2 separate regions of the Mus musculus genome follow, and region 1 is linked to region 2. Evidence: chromatin loops called from intact Hi-C (ENCODE). Cell type or tissue: heart. All regions are shown on one strand.

Region 1 (8,000 bases), 66 kb before region 2:
AGAGAGAGAGAGAGAGAGAGAGAGAGCATGAGCATGAGCATACATGTATGGTTGTGCAAGTCCATTCCCTACTGAGTCTTTCCTTCCTGAGTGTGTCCTCAGTGACCTTCTCTGGTTTACATAACTCTCTTTAAAGACTACTGATGCGACAGCTGAGGAAAATAGATCTAAACCCTGAAGCAGCTCCTTTTATACCATATTTCAAAAAATATATTGAAATTGTATCTCATAGCAATGTTTTTCTCATAAATTAGCACATTTCCTAAGAATTTTTAAATGACCCATACACACCTATGAAAAACTCTTGAAAACCACACCCATAATAGCTCTTACCTGGACACCCTCCTGCTTAAGTCTTGTAGAGCTTGCTAAATTCTACTCCACATCCCCCACCATCCCTTCCAGCAACATACCCAGTTCACTGGAACACAAGCCTATCACAAGGCAGCTTTTCTGAAAAAGACATTCAAGCCTGTCAATAAAACATGACAAGAAAATAAATATAGCATTTAGTGGAAGCTGGGGCAGGGGGAAAGACAGGTAATTTGGGGATATGGAAAGGGAGGAGAGCCCTCACTCCAGATTTGTACTGAAGCCAACTGAAAACCAAGCATTCCAGCACTAAAAATTAACATTTGCTGGCATAGATTTAATATTCCTCTAACATTTATAGATATTTTATATTACAGTATTAAACACCAGGCCTAAGTGCTGAATGTACTTGACCTTGGGTAGGGCCCCAGATCCTTCCTCAGGCATGATCTTAGGATCCCAAACAAGACGATTAATTTTGCTTACAATGAAGATATCCTATCTTCCTGCATGTCTAGATTTTTACGTTATTGATTAGAATTCTATCAGATGCCTCAGCAGCCACCTTGTGACCTTACGTGCATTCCTTGATAGCCCTTTAAGATAATAAACTTAACCCTACTAGAATCCTATATGTGACCATTGCAAACAGTCATGAGGTGATGCAGCTTTTCTTTGAGAAACCCAGGCTCATGATTGACAACATGTCTTACTTTCTCCAGAGTACCTCTGTCTCTTAGCCCTGGTATTGAATCTGATATCAACCAATCTACTAAACCTCACCTCTGTTTCATAAACTTCCCAATCTGGAAATTCTTTTCAGCACTGAAGCCACAAATCCCACTTTCGCTTGAATCAAAGTCCCTAAAGTTTAAAGGAACACCTCAGGTTGCTGAGAATGACAGTCCCTCTTGTGCCTATACCTACAAACATGGACAGAAACCACTAAAGTAAGTTGAGGGCAGACATTCAGTTGAAGGCAGTCCATCTAGCATCACTCTCTAAAATGGCTGCCTCGAAAATCAGGACCGAGAGCATCAGCCAATCATAGTAAACTGTAGCAGGAGGAAGACAAAAAAAATTCACATGCTTATTCTCCAATCAACATGGGTAAATTTCTTCCACAGTAAGTGAGGGTTGAAGAGACTGAACACAAGTCTTCCACTTGCTCCTCCAAAAGCCAGGATGGGAGGAGGTGGGGGTAGCAGGGATCTGGCTCTGCAGCCTGAGGGTTTAGTGTCCATAGTCTTCATCTGTCCCTCCATCCTTCCGTACCTAGCTCTCTTGCCATCCTCACTGTCCCTATCATCTCTTCTTTATCCATCTGTTTCAGCTCAGCAGAAGATGTTGCAGATTATTATTGGTTTAGTTTTCAACTCTGAAATCTTTTTTTTCTTATCATGATGACAAAAATATTCTGATATTCTGATTGGCCCATTTAAATAAGTAGTGTAATTTTTCGCCGCCCCCCCCCCCACACACACACACAGAAAAAAACCAACAAACAAAAAAAACCCCTGACTTTCCTGGTAAGTTGCATGGCTATCAACTACAACAAGGAAGTCAGGATACAGTGGGTTGGGGTGCTCAGTTCCCTCAACACTGTTATCAGGATGCAGTATGGAGTGGCTTACTTTGACTCAACACCTGAAACTTTCACCATGTGCTATACTTAGCCATTCAACAGAGAGTTGTAATTTGCAGGCTATGGACCCAAGGTGTGGAATGGCAAACTCCTTCCAGATTTTTGTGTTTTACTCGGGCATAGAGATGAAAATATCTGAGTGCTTGGGTGTAAAACCTTTCTATGATAGATGTATACCCGAAGAAATCCCCTGTGTTTTAAGTCACTGAGATTTAATGGTATTCTGCTATTGCAGAACTCCTTTGTCTACTTAGTGCTATGGTTTGTTCCTTTGTCTACTTATCAATGTGGTTTGGATAAGACTCTGCCAAAGCTCAAAGTGTCAAATGCTCAACACCCACCCCCAGGAATGCTACAGGGAAGGGTGGAACCTGATGGGAGGTCTCGAGGTTATTGGTACTGTACCCTTAAAGAGAAATGTGAGACCCTCATTCCATTCTCTTCCTTCTTGCTTCCAGACTCATGAATTAGCTTGCCTTACTGTACATTCTTTTTTATGATGTTCCATCCTCATTAGAGACCTAAAGTTAAAGGAACATTGAAGTTATAGTGGAGCTGCAGAACCATCAGCCAAAATAAACCTTTAGCCCTTATAAGTTAGTTGCCTCAAGCATTTCATAATAGTACTGAAAGCTGACTAATGTGTCTGCCCCAACCTAGGCTCCATGCTTCCCCCATTTACCATTACTACTCTTTCTGCAGGACCCACTTGGCAGCTGACTGTGTCCTGGCTCAGCAGTTCCTCTCTAGGGTGATTGTCTCATTCTTTTCCTCACAATACAATACTTTCTTCTTCTTTGACCCTCTATCAGGGTAGTTTTTGAAATGCTGCTGAGGCTACGATTGAGTTTCTTTGACAGAAACGTTCTCAGGGAATACAGGTTCTACGTCCCGGAGCAGGGGATAAGCACTCTTACCAGCAGCCACAGCCATTCCCAAGGTCCTAGTGTTCGCTTTGCCGTGGGCTCCCAGGTTGATTCCTCACCTAGAATCTTCCAGAGCCTCCAATGTGTCTCTCGCCTGAATGGCAAATGATTGGTTTTCTGAAGCCTTCTCGTCTCTCTGAATTTTCCCCAATGTCATACAGGGTGGTAATAGATTCTGATGCATGGAATTTCACAGACAAATATATTCATAAGCTAACTGTGAGGAGAGCACAGTTATGGTTTTGTCTTTCATAAAAGACTTAATGTCTAAGCGGTGGCTCTCAGCTGGGCAGGAGGGGTGTGTGTCTCCTGAGTGATATTTTACTTCTCTCCTGATGAGAGTGGTGATCTTGGTTGTCAGGGAAACTGCTTGTGACAGCTAATCTTGGTTGATAACGTGACATACCTGAGGAGAGAGGACCTCAATACTGTCACCTCCATCAGACTGGCTCTGTAGCCAATTCTGGGAGGCATTGTCTTTATTGATAACTGATATAGGAGGGCCTAATCCAGCACTGCCAACACCTGGCTGAGTGTGAAGCTGGAAACAAGCAGCTAAGGAGCTTTCCTCTTCCGTTCCTGCCTTCAGGCTCCTGCCTGAGTTCCTTCCTTCATTCCCTTCAGTGATGGACAGTTACCTGGAAGTGTAAGCCAGGTAAACCCTTTTCTCTTCGGTCACAGCAACAGAAAACAAACTGAAACACAGCTAAACTACACTGCACTTACCAGCTGCCATCGCAAGGGCCTTTGGGATTAAAATGTCTCCAGTGGAGAAAACCCACACTACAGTGTAGGTTTAACTAGGAAGTTCTGACTTTAATTAGAGACTTGCTACTCCTGGTCCTGCCATGCCACTCTTATTAAAAATGTCCCTCTCACTGGAGACAATGGTTTTGGTATCCCTATAAAACAGGAAGTGACACAAGAGATTAAGGCAGGAACTATCACAATACTTAGCAAACAATTAGTATTGTCACATTAGCAGCTGTCTTACATTTTAACTGTCATGTTAAAATGATTAAAAGTGATTAATGGATGAAACTTTAAGTATCCCTTTCCTCTCTAAAATTATCTGAGACTCATAAACCTGATCATAAGGATATTTTCTCCAATTTAAAGAGAATGTTTAGATTTTTTGTTGTTGCTACAAATTAAAAAAATACACAAAGACAAACTATGTTGATCTCAAAATCTAATACGCCTGATTAAGAAACAAGTGTTTTATTCTTTTTAATGGAAGCTGAGCCAATAATATATGACACTTTATAAAGCAAGTAATGAATGCCTATTGTCTTGGAGCTAAAGAAATAGTTGACAGACCTACAAATCCACTGCTTTCAGTCTGACTTATAAACCCATTGCTGTCTCAGAGACCCATCTTGCCTGCTAAACTAGAGTGGGAGCCAGCTATTCTGCAACATGGAATGAGAGCCAAGACCGGACCAAGAGCCTGGCTTCAGTTTTTAGCTCAGTATCACAAAAACCTTAGAAAGTACTGACAAGGACTGTTAAGAAATATAGATTGCATTTTTTAAGAAAGACAATGCATGAGGATTCTTTAATGCATACATAATTATTTCCGTTTTTTTTTTATTCAAAGTAAGTGCATTTTAGAGGGATGAGGGGAAAGGGCTACCCAATCTTTCCATGACGAATAGAAATGTGGGGTTGATGATGCCCATGCACTGCTGACAGGGAAGAGTCTCTGAGATTCATTCACTCAGCATGCACATTTTTAGGCTCTGCAACAGACTGCCAGCAACTCTGAGTCAGGCCTTTCTTACAGCAGAAGCCCATCCCAGGGGACTAAAGAGCTTAAAAAGTAGGGAAGATGCCATATTCTGACAGAAGACAGCTGTGTGTCAAATGGAAAGGGGCAAAGGTGACAGGAAGGAGGCATCCAGTGCTTTTGAGAGTCACAGACACAGGTCACATGGCCTTAAAACTTTTTCCAATGTTAAGGAAATAACTCCACTGGCAAAAGCTCATAAATTTGTTTAGAAAATTGTTAAATTAAATGTGGGACCATTACTAATGTGTAGTAAACTATTGAGTAATAGTCAAGTTGCTTATCTTAATATCACATATTAGCTTATTTTTCTCCTACTCCAAAACAGACCATAGTTTTTTGGTTGTTTTTAAATAAGAGCAAATAAATCCGATAACGGAGTTTTAATAAATAAAAGTATTAAGTAAATGCAACTGACATGCTACAATTATGTTAGTAGATTGGGAACTCATAACATTGACTAAAAATTTCAGAACTATTAACAATAAATGATTCATCAGTTTACATTTGTGAATAAAAAGTTTGTAAACTATTTCCTCTAACGTTCAGTTTCCAATTTTGTATGCAAGTAATTACTCTATTAAGTGGTGATCTTTCTTATTTATGTAATATGATTTATTACCCTCTTGATTTTGCTGGAAAGGAAGCACTTTAACTCTCAGAGACTGTCGGCCCAAGCAGGAAGAGCTTCGAATTCATAAGTGGGTACCTATTGGTCTGAGAGCCTACTGACGTTGTGGACACAACTATTGAACAGACGAGTTTCAACAGCTTCTACAGGCAATCCAGAGCTCAAGACTGTTTGATGCTATTGTTATAACACAGAACACAAGTGAATGAAGTTTGACTAGGTGTGTTCTTGAGGTATTTTAGTTTTACTTGAGGTGTGAGTTTACTAAGTTGTGTTATATAACACTGGACATAGAGATACATAAAGGACATAACAAATTGGATCTGTCTCGCAGCTGCCAGATGGGATGGGATAATCATTGTGAACAGCAATAGTTAATAATGGAAGACAGACTCAAACTCGCTAAAAGGACAAAGCCCCTTTAAACATTTCAGGTTCAAAATTTAGTTCTAATTTTGGATAATTTTCGATAAAACTTGTCTTCTAAACTTAGTTGATAAAGATAGAACTTAAAGTTTAACCATGGGTCTTGATTAAGGATTAGTACAATGAATGCTTGCTTATTAATTTCAACATTTGCATTGCTTAGTACAGAAGGTAAGATGGTAGATGGCCAAATAACTATACCAAGAAATTATCAAAACTTTCTATTTATTTCTGTCCCTGAAAGTTCACAAAGTTGAAATCATTACCACACATGTAATGATTACCACACATGCCCATGTGAAATCTTTAGGGTCCATAAGTTGAGATGCTTTATTATATATTTATTATATGTATATATGGTTATATAGTAAATATATTTTTATATATTCAATACATATTTAATAATTGCATTTACTGTTGTTTTGACTCTCTAACTTTCTATATCAGAAAACTGAGGAAACTAAATCAACCATCTGCCTAAATTGGAGAAAATTAAGTCACGGTTTTTCATTAAATGTTTATTTCCAGGGTGGGAGTTAGATAAATAATAAATCCATGAAACCATTCAGTTATAAAATTATATTATTATATCCTAAGAGTTTGACTAAGTGAACTTTTCAAAATTAAAATAATAACTTTCAAACATATAAAAGTATACAGCAGTAGTTAGAAGTTTATTAAAGCAAAATTTTCCAAAAGATAAAAGTGATTCTTAGGAAAAATAGATGATTGTGAAGTATTTTATCATAACAATAAATGCAGCATCACTACAGTGGTAGGTCCATTTTAAAATATTTCTAAAGCTAAACATTTAAAAGCCATATTATAAAATATTTGGAATAGATATAAAAGGGTCCAACATGGTAATAAATTTTAACCATTACATTCATTTTTTGAACCAGGAAAAACTTGTATTTCTATGAAACATGAGTCTACAACATAATCTCTTCCCTAAAATTTTGCTCAATAGTCATTCTGTAGAAAATCAGGCCCAACATTGTAAGAACATGCCAAAGTCACAGTAAACTATTTCTGATTTCAGATAAGTGTTCTAACAAGTCCAAAAAAAAAAAATCTCTCATAAAGTGAAAGTTCTTGCTTTCTGAGTTCTGTTTTGGTTTTCATTTGTTTTTGAGACAGGGTCTGACTGTAGTCCAGGCTGACCCAAACTTAAAGTCAGTCTGACTCAACTCTTGCATGCTGGAATTCAAGTACACACCATCAGTGTCTCTAACACACATCAGTGCAGAAGAGTCAGTCTGGTAAATAGCACCCAAGGTGCTTGCTGTGTTCTCCAGTGAGACTCCAACTGCTTGGGCTCCAACTCAAAGCATCACGGTGCCACAGTCTACTGAATACCCTGGACTCCCCCAGCCTGGTTCTTGGCTATATTACTTATTATTATTATTATTATTATTATTATTATTATTATTATTATTATTATTATTACTATTACTACTATTACTATTATTTTACAAAAGAGAGAAGGGGGAAGGAGGGAGAGAGAAAAAAAGAGAGACAGAAGTATCAAATTCATATATATATGATTTCAACATGTTTTTCAGACTAGTACATTAAATGTGACTTAAATAGTCTGCATTCAAATAAACATTAGGATTTCATAAGACAACATGAAAATAACTTTCTATCTAAATAATTTATTCGTTACATATAATGTAATGCATATTTAAAGGTACAGTAGAATAAACACATTATTACTCAAGTCCATAGATAAAATTGTTTTAAGAATAAGTCTAGGATGTTGTACACTATGATACACTTCCTAAGTACTTAACAACCTGATTAAAGAGGAGTAAGAGGAAGGAGAGCTCAAGCTACTGTAAGGCTCGCAGCAACCATGGAAAGCTAACTAAAAATTAAATCTCCTCCTAAGAGGAATGAAATCTGCTAGCTAATTATTTTGCCAACCCTATAGTACGATGCTATATGTACACGGAGAGAAAGCATAGTGATCATGAATTATGACATCAAATTCGTGCACACATGCCTGCACACACGACCCAGGCAGGCATCTTGACTTCTAAATTGCCTCTTTTTTTCCACTGGTGAAGTAACAAACAAACATCCTTTTGAAGTTCATTGTTTATTCCGTTTTCCAGTTTAAACAGAATATTTGGTCATAAAAACAAAGACTAAAGTCTGTCTAAAGCAGAGACAGACTGGAGTGGACTGTTCCAAAGGGGAGGGGCACTGTATTCTCTTTTGAAAACTAACTCGTGTATCAGAAAAAATTACACGAATTTAATTTGT
Region 2 (8,000 bases):
CTAGCCACCTCACTATCAGCCAGGAGGCGCATTCTGCGGATGTCTTCTTTGCTCAGCCATGAGGGGGCGCTCTCGCTATAAATCCTAATGTTGCTCTCTCGGGCCCTAGGCTGCTGCAAGTTTGAACCTCTAGTTCTGACTCCAGGACCACGCAGCACCCTCCAGGGTCGTTCACCAACCTTGGTTAGGTAACCCTGAACATAGCCAGGTACTTCAGCATCTGCTGCCCGTGCAGCTTCCTGCTGTATAAGGGATGGTCTAACCAGCACCTCCTGATCAGGGGCTGCAGATGCCACCGCATACTTCTTCCTGCGCTTGGGTTTCACCGTGCCACGGATATTCGCAGGCTTGCTGCGCTTGGAGCGTAGAGTAATGTACACCACGTTGGGCTGCAAAGTGCTTCCATTGCCCTGCAACTCTGGAGGGGCCAGGGTACCATCCAGGGGAATCTCAGAGAAGGGTACCTTGAAGATGTCGTGACCGTTGGGTGGTCCCCTGTCAGTCGCCTGCCCATGCTGAAAGGAACCTCTGCCCACCTGGCTCACCAGAAAGCCCAGGTAGATGGCACAGGCAGTGCCCAGCAGGAGGTTCCGTCTGGTCCTGGGACGCCGACTACTCCAAAGTTTACACACTCGTGGGGCGCACAGAGAGCAGACAAACCAGTTTACGAGCTGCCCCGGCTTGTCTGGACAGGTCATTTCTCTGCCGCTTCCACATGCTGAACTGAGTTTAAAGTCTGCAGCTGGCTCCGGGTGACATGATTCATGGCTTCCTGAATCCAGCCGTCCAGTCCGCTTCGCTATCTAAGTGGTCTCCAACAGGCAGAGAGGTAAAAGAGAAGGGTCGCTGCTGCGGGTTCTGGGAACGCTTTGTGAACTGGCCACCGCAAGCCTTTTAAACTCCTATCAGCCTTTCCCAGGAGAAAGGAGGGCTGACTCTGGGAATGAATGGAAACAAGAGTTGACTGAATCACTAACTCAACCCATTTCAGTTCCTCTACAAGAGGAAAGAGGCGAGTAACCCTTTCCTTCCACAAATTCTACCAAGTTTGGTGTAAAGTTTAAAATGCGGAAGCAAGATAGGTGTGTGAGTCTGATTTTACTTTAAAGTAATGAAGACAAGCTGCAAAGAGCGTTTGCTAGCTCACAGTTAAAGCCACTACATCTGAGAAGCAAAACTCTTAAAAGTCATCAACCAGGATCCCCTGCAGACCCCCTTTTTGTGATTCAGAAATAAGAAAAGAAATAAATACTTTTTAAGATTTTTATAGACACCCTAACTTTTGTAAGATATATATTACAAAAATATCAAGTAGTGAGTTCATATTTAAACATATTCTCTTAACTAATGTTCCACATTGTTTTCACAATATATTCCATATCTAAAATTGTTATTTAACTACCCCTTGATGTTTATATAGCTTGAAAAGGGTGAGTTCTCTCTCTCTCTCTCTCTCTCTCTCTCTCTCTCTCTCTCTCTCTCACACACACACACACACACACACACACACACACACACAACTTTTTATTCCTTTTCTTTCCACTAAAGAGAGCAAAAATGAAAGAAAAGAATATCTAGGTTTTTTGGTGGGTTTTTTTTTGTTGTTTTTTTTTTTGTTGTTGTTTTTTTTGCCTTTTTCTTCACATTTTTAAATAGAGGGAAAAAGTTGTTTAAGAAGAAAAACAAAACTTTACTTACACAGCTGGCCCCACGCTTAGCTCCAGGAAGAATGGAATTCCTGACTCTAATGCACAGAACTTTGAAAGGCTGAGGCACGTAAGGAGAACATATTTCATGGCCAAGGGTGTTCCACCTTTCAAACATCTCGGCTCAGCCTTAAAAGCTGCCGCCTTCTAACAGCGGAGCAAAATGATTTGTAAACTGGCTGCTGCGCCGTTTTCAGACACGTGAGGTTCTTTTTAAAGATGACTAAAAAAATAAAAAATAAAATTTAATTTTGAATTTCTCCAAACACAGCTCAGACCCAGTTTTCATTCAAACAACTTTCTGCTCCTTTCAGCCCCTGGGAGCCCCCTAGTGTCTCATTTGCTAAGCGACACAGAAATGGCAGCCTTGGGAAGCTGAAGTGATCTGAAGTGTTTTGCTGGAGTTGGCGGAGACCCTGTTGCCAAATAAATACCTTAGAAAAATGAGGAGTGCCCACTGACCCCTGCCTGACCCCACGGAGTTGGGAAGGGGAAACTGGACGCCAGAGTCCAGGGCCTGCAACTTACCTTACATCTGGGCTGTTTGCAGACTAACTCTTGTCTCCCACCAGTTCTCGATGGGGGTAAAACGGCCAGGAAAGGTAGACAAAGCTAAGAAGGGGGTCACTGGAAATGAGTAGAGAAACGGAAGCGTGAGATAAGAGTGGGGTGTAGGGAGATGAGAAGGTTCTTGCAGCATGCAAATGAACACAGCAACAGCCCTCAGAAGGCAGCCTGGACCCCTTCTGATTGGAGGTCTTCTGAAAACAGGTTAGTGATTGGCCTGGGTCATTTGCATGTCCTGGCACAAAGGCAGGATCAGATGACCTTGGGGTCTCACTGGGCTTACTTGTCTCTGCTTCCACAGCAAACAGAATCAAACAAGAAGCCACCAATGGGATAGGGACGATTACCCCCTTTTTAGAGAAAAGGCTGTGATGTGGTGGGAAATGAAAATAATAGAATATGATGCTGTATAATCCTTAAAATATCGTGTTACAATGCCAAAAAAAAAAGCAAAGATTTTCCCATTCTCAAACTATTCTTCCTCTTTAAAAGTTATGATACATCATGAAAAGAGACAAATCAGAGATGGACAGGAACCTTAAAGTTCTGACTGGCTTTGACTAAACTTAATGAGAATTCGGGCACTGAAGTCATTTTCTTTATGCTCCAAAACTCTTAAAGCAAACTCTATGAACATGAATTTGTTTTCTAGAAAGTATCTCAGAAGTTTCTGAGATGGGACAATGGCAGAACTGCTTTTTTGTTTGTTTGGTTGGTTGGTTTGGCTTGGTTTTTTCGAGACAGGATTTCTCTGTGTAGCTCTGGCTGTCCTGGAACTCTTTGTAGACCAGACTGGCCTCAAACTCAGAAATCCACCTGCCTCTGCCTCCCGAGCGCTGGGATTAAAGGTGCGCGCCACCACGCCCGGCTCAGAACTGCTTTTTATAGCTATCTTGTACTTTACGCATATTCAAAAGATTAATTGACCTAAGTAAGCCTTTACAAAGGAAAGCCCTGAGCTGAGGTGTGGCTTGCTGATAGAGCACTAGTTTAGCATGTGGGAGCTCTTAAAGTCCTATTTTTGACAACATAAAATATTAAATTAAAAACTCATAGATAAACATTTGGCAGAAGCCTCTTCCAGACGTTTTAAAGGCAACTTTAGGGGGCACCTAGGAAGCAGAAGGTTGTGTGGGCTCATAAATCCAGCTGATTCCTCTCTTACCTGAAAAGAATGTTCCTTATAAGGAAAGATTCAGTTCATTATTCCCCTCCTTCCATCACAATGGGGACTAACAGGAGCTAAGCCGTGTGGTCAGCAAAGGATAAGTCAGAAACGTGGCTCTGCCCCTCAATTACTGTGGTGCAGACTGGAACCGGTCTCATCTTCAGTATTGAGGAGTCCACATCCAAGAGTCAGACAACAGCACTCGCCCTGAGGGCTCCCCCTTGTGGTTAAAGGAGTCAGCATGGATGGAAGGACCTTCTGGAAGAGTTGGTGATGTGTTTGTCTTTCTCGCCTCCTGTCCACACCTTACTGAGTTTCTCAAAGAACCGTCTACTGAAACCGGTCATGCCAAGGAAAAGCCATTACTGTAGACTTGGGGACAAGCATAAGAAATTATTTATGTTGTGAAAATAAAATCAGTACATCAGACGAGGCTCCTTCGATGTAATCAGAGAACAGTTAGTATATCATTACTTCCACTGCCATTCAAACCTATGCTGAGGCCTTATTACCATCTTCAACCCCCTTGGCTACAACTCCAGGTGGGATCTAGGTCTCTTCTTTCTACACTGGGGTTGCACTGGGAGGAGGTTTAAAGTTTATCAGTTATTGTTAGTCCTAGATGTTTCTGCATAACTTATCAAAATGTTTGATTCTGTATCGTAGTCAAATCTTTTCATTTCACAGTGGAATCATACTCCCTCTGCAGAAGCTACCTTGGCCTCTCAAAAAGCATGTACCCACAATTCCAGCACTCTGGAGGCTGAAGAATATTAGAGGGCAGCTTGGGCTACATAGCAAGAAGTTATCTCAAATCCAACACACACACACACACACACACACACACACACACACACACACGAAAAACTACTAAAACAGAAAAGCAAGGTGACCCATGGTGTTTGTTTGCTTGTTTGTGTGTTTCCTGTATAATAAATCCATTCTGGGCTTTTCTACCTCCTCACCGAATGCTAAGCCTGGCTCCAGGTAACCCAGTGTTCGATAGACTAGGGGGAGAGCAGAAAATCTCCCCTTTGAAACTATTGTGAATCTACTGAGCAGGTCCCTGGGCATGGGGTATATGTGCCCTCCAAGGAGCATCTTACAATCTCTTCAAAGGGGCCAATATCACAGCATCTCTCCAGCTGGCTATTGATGTCTCCTCAGACTCTGAAATCCATCATTCCACCATTACACACTAGTCATTACACTTCACCTCTCCTAATTGTTCTCTCAAGCAGCATGTCAGATGACCAGCAAACTGGCTTCCTTAGCCCTGTCTCATAAGGGATGTGATTCAACAGTCTCCATCAGCACCCTTGGTCTACATGGTAAATTCCCTTCATGTGGTGACCCACACTTCATCTCAGAATGCCCATTCTTGGATATGTAACATGTAACAAGCAAGGGTCAACAAAGAAAAGGGAAGAGTTAGTGAGTGAACTTTCAGTGAGAGTCCCTATAAATTATTTTGCCAATAGCTTTCAGAAGGTTGGGGAGTTTGAGTCCACAGGGCACACAGTGGTACTCCTGACAGGATGCACCACTTCACTGGAAGCTCAATTCAACTGCAGCCTTTCTCCTGCTTGCCACATGGGAATTCCTCATGTGTGTGCTGACTGCTTGCCACGTGGGAATTCCTCATGTGTGTGCTGATTGTTTTCACTCCAGGCCTGGATAGTGCCAAGCTGCCCTGCTAGGAAACTGAAGTACTCTCAACTTCATAATCCTTGAAATACCGTGATACAGGTGCATTCTTGGTAATAAGGAATATGGTTTTACCTAGATTTTGGTTTGGCTTTTGTGTTTCTTTTTTATGTCTTTGTTATTGCTGTTGCTATTTGGTTGGTGGTGATCTTGTCATTATTTTGAGGCAGGGTCTAGCCTAGAGTTCACAGCAGTCCTCCTGCCTCAGATTCACAAATGCTAACATTCCAAGTGTGGCCCACTTTACCAGCTTGCAACTGTTTAGATAGCACTGTGTGTTTTAGTTTTTCCTTGAGCTGTGTGCAGAGAGTCCCACTTCTTACACTGTTTTGTAGAAACCCACAGACATCCATGTAGCATGAGAAGTTTCCTCACAGAAACCATCTCTACAGAGCTCCATGTCTACCCTGACTTGCAGTGGAGGGAGCACTTCAGGAGAACCTATCTCCTCAGAGATGTCCTAATAAATCCCTGGCCAGACACTCATTGTCACAGCTTGCAGGTGCTCCTACATAAGCAAGAGATACAGTAGCCATATTCCCAAGAGATGTCTCATGGTATTAAATGTGTTCTTGATCTGTGACCAAAACTGATTAAGAGCAAAAGGATGCTCCTGGCCCCGGTAAAGAAATGTCTTGCCACAATCCATTTAGCCTAACTTCGCTAGAAAGGTGGTGTCATTTCTTTAAAGCTGTGTGTTAGAATGGTCCTGTTGAATTACCAAAAAATGTTTGCATGAACAGACCATACCATAACACATCAAATCCTTGCCAGCCATCAGACATCATGGCACGTGCCTTTAAAACCAGCAATTGGGAGGCAGAAGCAGGGGGTCTCTGTGAGTTCAAAGCCAGCCTGGTCTGCAAAGCAAATCGTAGAACAGCCAGAAATATATAGGAAGACCCTGTCTCAACCCTCAGAAAATATATAGCAGCCAATTTAACTTAAGTTTAAAGAAAGAAGGATGTATAAGGTTGTTATTTCACCTCTTAATCATTTGGTGTTTTGTGAATATTAGAATAATTCACATTTGCTTCAATTGACATTGAGATTTTTAATTTATTTTTAGATCTATTTACTGTGTATGAACATTATGCCTGTATGTATGTTGTGCACCGTGTGTGTGTGTGTGTGTGTGTGTGTGTGTGTGTGTGTGTGTGTGTAGTGCCCTTGGAGGTCAGGAGACAGTGTCAGTCAGATCTTCTGGAACTGAGGTTACAGATGGCTGTGAGTGACCATGTGGGTGCTGGAAATTGAGCTTGGGTCCCATACAAGGGCAGCTATGCTGTCTGATGAGTCAATCCTCTGGCTTCATCAGGGGAAAAAAATCTGGAAAATTAACTGAAGACTATGTAAGCTATTACCAAAATATGCAGAGAATCTAGACAACTAAATGCTTCTACTTCAGAAATGGACAATAAGTCCTTAGTGTGTGGCCTTGACCCCTGCCAACACACCACTTGTGGGGAAGAATAAGTGGCTGCGTACTGGACCCAGGATACCCACAGCCTGCATCAATGTACATAAGTAAAGATTGCTCAAAACTGGCTCAACGCTTGGGCCCCTAGCAAGAAATTAGACCAGAACTGTAAATCATCTCCCCTTACCTCAAGCACAGTTTATACAACAGAAAATAAGCTATGCGACTGTATTTGAAGAAAGGAAGACCTCTTAGCTATGCTAGATTAAATTTAGCACACTAGAAATGCTTCAGAATTATAAATAAACATGATACATAGGAGGCAAATGAGGGAGAAAAGTGAGATTTCTCATTCATTTAAAGCTGGTGGTTTTGAGAGTTTATATGCCACCATCTATGATTCAAATATGTGCAGCATATCTGATATGTGGGTGTATAGCTTCACATACATGTGTTATGAACTGATCAAAAACCTAGATTAGGAAGGACAGCCTGGGATAATATCACAATCCCTGCCCATCCAACCATTCTCAGCCCTGAAGCTCTAATAGATTCATGGTAACTTTAGGAAGATCCTGCTTGAGGTACCTTCGAGTATTCTGAGATAGAATGAGAAATAAGCAACACATTTGAGTCTCTAGCTGAGGAGATGTGACACAGGGTCTGATGGCACCTTGCTCTCTCCAGGGCTGTTCAGGCCCATGGTGAGTAGGTGGAGCATAGCAGGACAGCATCCATGGGGTGAACCATGTTATACATGGAGACAGGAGCAGTGACAGGTGCAGCGGCGACGTGCCCTTAAGCTGCTTCACGGACAGGAAACAGGCACAAACAAGGCTTACGTGTAGTAACCAGAACTGACAGGCTTATAAGCCTATGAGTGACAAGCCTTGACACCCCTGAGACACAATTAAGAGCTTTATTGAGGGTGCTGCTGGGCTTATCTCAAGCAAGAGAGCGACAGCCAGCAATTCAAGTCATTCCTGCTGAAGAGTGCTTGGCGGAACCCACAGACCGAAAGAAGTTGGCCCCTGGAATCGGAATCAGTACAGGGCACACCCAGACAACAAATTCTCAGCACAAAGGAGATTTATTGCCCTGGAGGGGCAAACAAGGCAGGGAGACTGCAAAGCAGCAGGCGGCGGTGGCGGCAGCAGCGGTGGCAGCAGCAGCAAACCCAAACAAGAAAAGCAAGAGAAGCAAGAGAGGGTATTTGTGCAGGAGTGGCTTTTTTAGGAGAAAAGGGGGAATACTGGGTTAGAATGAACTGGCAAACCCTGAGTGGGCAAACTAACCAAATAGTGAATTTTGATCATTGGATCAAATAATGTATTTTGTCTCAGGAATGAATTGGTGAGCAAATAAGGGGATAGACCTCAGAGGCTAGCTTTAGGAATGTGATGGGTTTTAGCAAGGGAGAGAAGAGGTAAAA

The links. A loop is a pair of places that touch in the nucleus more often than their neighbours do. Peaks named below come from ENCODE experiments on the same cell type or tissue, not always from the same donor. Only the 100,000 strongest peaks of a DNase experiment are listed, where the experiment ranks them.
Region 1: a loop joins it to region 2, with 4 times the contacts of the local background. A loop is called at or near these places in 2 of 42 quality-filtered maps.

The regions. Positions count from the first base shown.
Region 1 is chr3:79,944,663-79,952,662 of GRCm38, reverse strand. Gask1b (golgi associated kinase 1B) reads right to left here. Exons shown (of 4, transcript NM_133187.3): 4 at 6,385-8,000. Among named protein-coding and RNA genes, the nearest start is that of Gm36569, 62 kb to the right of the region's middle. In heart, no CTCF peak of the experiment used is centred here; a DNase peak (open chromatin) is centred at 4,662; H3K27ac peaks cover 1,178 bases.
Region 2 is chr3:79,878,925-79,886,924 of GRCm38, reverse strand. Gask1b (golgi associated kinase 1B) reads right to left here and starts at 995. Exons shown (of 4, transcript NM_133187.3): 1 at 1-995. The coding sequence starts at 698. It overlaps Gm36569 (a long non-coding RNA gene), which reads left to right and starts at 119. Exons shown (of 3, transcript XR_375740.1): 1 at 119-829. In heart, CTCF peaks have their summits at 50 (motif pointing right), 2,031 (motif pointing left) and 3,674 (motif pointing left); DNase peaks (open chromatin) are centred at 54, 654, 2,084, 3,654 and 1 weaker place; H3K4me3 peaks cover 2,912 bases; H3K27ac peaks cover 4,208 bases.